Regions from separate parts of the Homo sapiens genome. Here region 2 is linked to region 1. A link is a contact called in ENCODE Hi-C data. All regions are on one chromosome and are shown on one strand. Each heading gives the region's core, a stretch centred on a gene start or an enhancer-like site at or near the end of the contact. The rest is flanking DNA. Distances are from core to core; before and after follow the strand shown. Region 1 holds the start of TESMIN (testis expressed metallothionein like protein). Region 2 holds the start of MYEOV (myeloma overexpressed).

What was found. A loop is a pair of places that touch in the nucleus more often than their neighbours do. Pooled maps may share reads with other maps.
Region 2: a loop to region 1 is called in a map with no recorded cell type, with 5 times the contacts of the local background. The contact joins the promoter of MYEOV here to the promoter of TESMIN in region 1. A Hi-C loop is called at or near these places in 2 of 37 single-sample maps with no recorded cell type and 4 of 50 pooled maps.

What each region holds. Positions count from the first base shown.
Region 1 is chr11:68,749,976-68,753,666 of GRCh38, forward strand. It overlaps TESMIN (testis expressed metallothionein like protein), which reads right to left and starts at 1,545. Exons shown (of 10, transcript NM_004923.3): 1 at 1,445-1,545; 2 at 215-724. The coding sequence starts at 685. RefSeq lists an enhancer at 672-1,657 and silencers at 1,358-1,647, 1,658-1,777.
Region 2 is chr11:69,291,984-69,295,404 of GRCh38, forward strand. It overlaps MYEOV (myeloma overexpressed), which reads left to right and starts at 2,172. Exons shown (of 3, transcript NM_001293291.2): 1 at 2,172-2,593; 2 at 3,250-3,421. The coding sequence starts at 3,372. RefSeq lists an enhancer at 743-1,294.

The DNA of each region.
Region 1 (3,691 bases), core at 295-2,794:
CCAGGGGAAAGGGCTTGGCTGGGCCGATGCATGTTGGATTAGGAAGACGACAAAGAGTATACGCTCTACCGAGAATCAGTGACTCCGGTGGGCTGTGTGTGGTGTCACCAGGGAAAATGCTTGTAGAGGGAAATCCTGGGGTACACTAGCAGCCTCAGATGGGTTGGGGAAGGGATGGAGGGGGAGCTGTGCCCATTCCCCAGGCGGTTCTTACTGGGATCATGCGGACGCCCGGGTGGGAGGCTCCTTCCAGGACCCAGGCGCCCAGGGGCAACACCGCCGGGCTGCGGTGCGCGGGTAGCAGCGAGGACAGGAAGTGCACGTTGCAGGCGGGCGGCTGCGGGGCCTGCAGGAGCGCGACGTCCTCCAGCGCGCTGAGCTCTGGGATCCCGGGGTACTCCCCGAGGAGCTCCCCGCCGTCGCTGTCGCCCCCCGCGAGCTTCGCCTTGACCTGGCCCTTGCAGTCGGCGCCCAGCGCGGGGTTGAACGCGTGCAGGACGGGTTCCTTGGGGTCCGCCGGGCCCAGGTACGCTTCTTTGAAGACGTGGAACTCGTCCTCCTCGTACTTCACGGGGGCCTTCAGGCCGATGTTCTCCGAAGCGAACGGACCCTCGGGGCTTAAGAGCTCCGTCACCATCGCATCCTCGGGGCTGGGCAGCCCGCCCGGCAGAGGGCCCTCCTCCATGGCGCAGGGCGGCGGGGCGGGATGGCGGGGGCCGCGCACCTGCAACACGCGGCCAGGTGAGAGGCAGCCAGAGGAGAGGACGAGGGGAGGGGCGGCCAGGAAAGGGGACAGCCAAGGGAGGGGCAGCCAAGGGAGGGGCGGCCAGGGGAGGGGACCAGGTGAGGGGCGGCTAGGGGAGGGGGCGGCCTGGTGAGGGAGGGCCAGGTGAGGGGCCCGGGGAAGGGCGACCAGGTGAGGGGGTCAGGGGAGGGGCGACCAGATGAGGGGCGATTAGGTGAGGGGCGGCCAGGTGAGGGGCGGCCAGGTGAGGAGCGACCAGGGGAGGCGGTCAGGTGAGCGGCGACCAGGGGAGGGGCGGCCGGGGAGGGGGTCACGGGAGGGGCGACCAGGGGAGGGGCGGCCAGGGGAGGGGGCCAGGTGAGGGGCGGCCAGGTGAGGAGCGACCAGGGGAGGGAGTCAGGGGAGGGGCGACCAGGTAAGGGGCGGCCAGGAGAGGGGCCGGCCGGGGTGGGGGTCAGGTGAGGGGCGCCCAGGGGAGGGGGCCAGGTGAGGGGCGGCCGAGGAGGGGGTCAGGTGAGGAGCAGCCAGGGGAGGGGGGGCCAGGTGAGGTGCGACCAGGTGAGGGGCGGCCTCGCCCACGGCCCGCCGCCCTCCGCCCACCCGCAGGGGCCCGACCCGGCCCGGCAGCCCCCATCCCCGCCTGCAGAGCCGAGGCCCAGCCCGGGGACCGCCCCGTCATTCCTCCTCGGAGGGACGCACCTGGGGCCGCCGGGGCTGCCGCAGCGTGGAGCGAGCGGGATGGGGCGTGGGCCGGGCCTCAGGCGCAGGCGGCCGTTGGCGGTTGGAGAAGGGGGAAGGGTGAGGGACAGGAACCTGGGGGGAGGGGAAGAGGCGCCCGGGCAGTGGGCGGGGCCTGGGCGTGGGGCGGAGTCGAGGTCGGGGCGGGGAGGTAAAGGCGGGGCCAGGGAGGTGTGGTGGGCGTGGTCTGGGGCGGGAGGAGACAGAGTCGCGAGGGGCGGGGCCTGGACTGCCGCTGTTGCCAGAGCGGGTCAGGGGAGGCACTCCCAGGTTCAGCCGATCCAGGCTCAGGTGGGGAAACTGAGGTCCCCATCAACTCGGGCAGCGCTAAGTGGGACTGCCTAGCTTGGCTTCTGACCTTGGGCTTCAGTTATATTTTTCTGGCCAGGCGTGGTTGCTCACGCCTGTAGTCCCAGCACTTTGGGAGGCCGAGGCAGGCGGATTACTTGAGGTCAGGAGTTCAAAACCAGCCTGGGCAACATGGTGAAACCCCGTCTCTACTAAAAATACAAAAATTAGCTGGCCGTGGTGGCACGCGCCTGTAATCCCAGCTACTTGGAAGGCTGAGGCAGGAGAATCGCTTGAGCCCGGGAGGTGGAGGTTGCAGTGAGCCGAGATCCCGCCACTGCACTCCAGCCTGTGCCACAGAGCTAGACTCCGTCTCAAAAAAATAAATAAAATAAAATAAAACATTTTTCTACACTCGAGCTCTCAAGACAGATCCCGGCCTGGGACGCTGCGGGTGGACAGAGGGCAGGGGCTTGCACCGCACGTTCCCAGCCTTGCACCCACTCCCGGTCCTTGGTGACGCAGCTTACAGGTGCAACTGATGGAGTTGGTCCCGAAATAGAAGTAACAAATACGGCTGGGCGTGGTGGCTCACGTCTGTAATCCCAGCACTTTGGGAGGCCGAGGCGGGTGGATCACCTGAGGTCAGGAGTTCGAGACCAGCCTGGCCAACATATAGTGAAACTCCGTCTCTACTAAAAAATACAAAAACTAGCTGGGCGTAGTGGCGCACGCCTGTAGTCCCAGCTACATAGAAGGCTGAGGCTTGAACCTGGGAGATGGGGGTTGCAGTGAGCTGAGATTGTGTCACTGTACTCCAGCCTGACCAACAGAGAAAGGCTCCCTCTCAGAAAAAAAAAAAAAAACTCACAAATACAATGAAAGTCTCAAATTTTGGGTGGGGAATGAGCTATTTCATCTTTAAGGAGTCAATAGATATCACTGTTTAATCAAGAGGAGGTGAAAGTTTAATTCAAGTGATGGCGAAAACTGCAAAGGGTGTAGAGGGACTGGTGGGAGTGGGTGCTGGGGAGACAGCCTCAGGTACTGTCTACTCAGGTACTGTTTTGGTAAAAATAAAGAATGTAAAACATCAGCTTTCTAATCTCACTTTTAAAAATTAAATACTTTTCTAAATTTTTAAAGGGTAGTACCCAAGGCACAGCAACACCGTGTACTATTTAGTTGTACATTTAACATTCAAAAATCAAGAAAATTTTGCCTGGGGCTGGGCGTGGTGGCTCATGCCTGTAATCCCAGCACTCTGGGAGGCCAAGGTGGTCAGATCACTTAAAGTCAGGAGTTCAAGACCAGCCTGACTAACATGGTGAAACCCTGTCTCTACTAAAAATACAAAATTAGCTAGGCATGGTGGTGCACACCTGCAATCCCAGCTATTTGTGAGGCTGAGGCAGGAGAATTGCTTGAACCTGGGAGGCGGAGGTTGCAGTGAGCTGAGATTGCACCATTGTACTTTAGCCTGGGCAAAAAGATTGAAACTCCATCTCAAAAATCAAACAAACAAAAACAACAACAACAAAAAACACTCACAGAAGCAGAAAAAATAATAAAAATAATAAATCGAAGAGCCCAAGAATTATGCATAGCTTGAGTGGCCCAAGCGAGAGAGTAACCCACAAGGTTGCACCGTTCATTCGTTTACTAATCAGAATCAGACGTCTACTGAGTAGCATCATGCCAGGCATACACAGCCACCTGTGGGGGTCACCCACGGGTTGCAATCAAGCCTGGAGGCTCTGCACCTGCTGCTCCTAGATGCTTGCTGCCCTGCTGCACTGGCCGGGCTGGCTCCGTCGAGTCTCTCAGGTCTCAGCTCAACCCACTCTAAGTGGGTCAACCTCCCTGCCAGCTACCACCCCCTCCCAATGATCCTCTTAGTTGCCTCAGAACACTTAAAAT
Region 2 (3,421 bases), core at 922-3,421, 540 kb after region 1:
CATCACCATCATCAACGCCATCATTATCACCATCATCACTATCATCACCATCACCATCACCATCACCAACTCATCATGATTTAACAGGTGGGCTGGCAATCTGAATGTTGAAGACAGAGGGAGAAAATCAACCTGGGGCAGTCAGATTTCTACAGTCCTCCCCAGCAGGACCCAGGTGGGCTACTGGGAGTCCCAGAAGCAGATATCAGCCCAAAAGATGAGCTTTGATAATTAGAGTGAGGCTATGGTGAGACTGAGTGACACTGCGGGGTGCCAAAATAATCTAGGGTTGTTGGAATGCTGACAGCAGACAAAAGTAAGATAAGGTATCTCCTGACACCACCTCCTTCCATCTGCTCTCAGACGGGGCTCTTTGGAGAGGATCTGCCAGGAAGAACTGAGGTCTTATGCCACCTCCACCTCTACGTAACCTCAAACAGGCGTCATCTTGTCTCCTGGCCTCAGTTTCCTCATCTGTAAAACGGGGACACATCAGGATCTGCCCTCAGCAAGTTGCTGAGTGCCTGCCCTGAGCAGCCGGTAGGTGGCGCTGATGGGCTGGTGGTTGGGTTGGGGGAGGCTCGCATAGGGTCTCTGGAGGTCCCAGTAGGGCACTGGGGAGACCTCCCCTGATTCCCTGGAGGCAGAGCAGAGCTCTTGTCTTTGCAGGAGCTGCAGATTCTGCCTTGGGTATCTTAGAAGCTTTGTACAGGCATCTCCAGCTCAGTGGGAACCAAATGCCATCCTATCTCCCCACCTCACTGGTGTCACCATCTTCCTGGGAGCTGTCTGGATAACCCTCTCCCTGGCCCTCACCTTTAATTTGTCCCTGAGTCCCATCAGGGTCACCCTCCATCCCACTGCCATCTTCCTGGGAGCTGTCTGGATAACCCTCTCCCTGGCCCTCACCTTTAATTTGTCCCTGAGTCCTATCAATCAGGGTCACCCTCCATCCCACCACCATCTCCCACCTGAGTGAGAATGGGAACCTCCTCTCCCACTCCCTCCAATTCCCCTCCACTACAGCTGGGGGAGGCTTCTAAAATGCCAAATATAGCCCAGTTTCTGCAACTTGCAGGGTCCCCAGCCCTCGGGAGAAAGTCCAAACCCCTGACAAAGCCTGTGAAGCCCCCTGAGGCCCTGTGGGTCTGGGGCTAGCTCTGGGCTGCAGCCCTGTCTCTGGTCATAGTCCAGCATCCACCACGGTCCAGGTGCACTGAGCTGCCGGCCCTCTCTCCCCTCCGCTGGCTCCTTCCTCCTGACTGCCCGTCTTTCCCTGGCCTCTCTATGCTTCCCGCTGGCATTGACGACAGTGTCCTGGAGAGCTGGGCAGGGAGGGCTGCCTTGGGTTCCTACTGTGTGCTCCACCTAGTGCTGGTCTTGGCCCTTAGCAAGTGCTCAGTACACCCGTGTGGAATTGGGCGGTGAGGGTAAAGGGAGGAGGAGGGAAGGGCCAAGAGCTCCCTGTGCTCAATGAAGAGAGGGACTTGAGCAAGTACTCATTTTTAGTACTTCCCAAGATGTGTACAAGAGGCCTGGGGCCAGCAGAACTCCTTGCCCCTGCCCATCCCCCTCCAGTCTATGGGGTCCACCCCCAGCTGCCCAGCTGTGAGGCCTCCATGGCTCAGCTCCTCATCTATTAAGTGAGGACAGCAGTCGTCCCCCTCACAGCGAGGCCACGTGGGTTACATAACTTTTTCTTAGGGTGCCTGGCCTGCAAGAAACCCCTAAGAATGTTCTATATTCCTAGGCCCACTGTTATTCTTAATATTACCCAGGAAAGGGTGGTGAAGCGAGTAAATAAATGAATAGGTGAATGAATAAATGAATGAATGAATGGCACCCTAGCCCCACTGTCTTCTGGGTGGCTTCAGGATCCTTGAGGAGGTTGGCCGTGTAGGTTCCCCTCAGGTAGGACCTAGGTGAGCTGGGGAGTCTTAACTCACCCAGGGCAGGCCTTAAGGTTGGGCACACCCATGTGTGGGCTCTGCCCTGGCCTTAACCGAGAGAGGGAAATGTTGACGGGGAAGAAAGCCCTGCCCACCAGGCAGCCCCACCCACCTGGGCTAGCCCCACTCACAAGCAGCCCCACCCACCTGGGTTAGTCCCACCCACCAGGCAGCTCCGCCTACCTTGGCTATCCCCCTCTGAGTTCTTGCCTTGATTCTCCTGTTACTGTCCCGCGAACCCACATCCCTACAAAGCAGGAAAGTATGCTTGGGAGAGGCCAAGTGAGTGGGGAATCAGCCCAAAGCCAGGCGTCCAGGGTCTCCCTCACCTGAAGCTGACTTTTTCCCCACCTTGGACAGAGGGCGGGAGATGCCATCCCCACTGAACCCAGTGCTTTCACCAGCCATATTAGCTCCCACTCACCCCCCGTCGTGGAAGCCTCGGCCGTCACACCTGCAGGGCCGGGGCGTGCATGGCCTCAGGGATGGCCTGTTCAGCTGCTGGGTGACTCGGGTCCAGGTGCCTCACCACCTGCTGAGCTCTGTGTGATTTCTGGACACTTCTGCTCGTTGCCTTTGGGCTCAGTGAAGAGTCTGGAGTTTATCTGGAGTGAGGTGGCCGGTTCTTGGTGGGATCTGAGCAGGTAAGAAGCAGGGTCTTTCTTATGTTTTAAGGAAAGCCCTGTGGCTGCTGGGTGGGGGACCAGCTGGAGGGGCAGGAGGGCAGCAGGTGACTCATTACAAGGCTGGGGCCATCATCCTGTGAGAGCTGGGCATGACCAGTGCAGGTCAGTGGGGTTGAGGGTACAGACCAGTGGGACCCACAGACGGCTCGGGAGTGACCAAGCCTCTGCTGAGCTGCCCAGGTCCCCTCTGGTGGACACCTCCTACCCGGAGCCCCCCAAGGTGGTGCCAAAGCTAGACCACCATACAGCCAGAGGCCTCCAGGCCCTACCCACGACAGCCCAGCTGGCTTCTGCCCAGCCACCGTCACACACAGAGGGCAGCCGTCCCCATGGTCCCTAGAGGCGGTTGAGGACCACTGTGCCTGGAGTCATCTGTGGCTATAAACCAGGAGGAGAAGGCTGCCCACCCCCTGCCCCAGAGATGGGGAGGCTGGGGCCACCCGGTGGATTTGGGCAGGTCCCAGCTTCCAGGATCATGAGGTGAAAACGTGAAGGGACCCTAGAGGCCATGGGGACCCAGGCACAGAGCGGCGGCCTCTCATCCTCCCCATGGTCAAGGAGGTCAGTGCCTTCCCGGGGTGGATTACGGATGGTAGTATCTTCCTTCTCCTCAGAGTCCATTCAGGAGCAGGAAAGTTCATCTCAGACCCTAAATCCAGCCACGTCATGCCACGCTTAACACCTCTAACAACTTCCCCTGGCACTTAGGACAGCGTCTGGCTCCTTCCCTCGGCTCATGGCCCTCAGAATCTGCGTCACATACACCCCAGCTCTCCCGATAGGTCT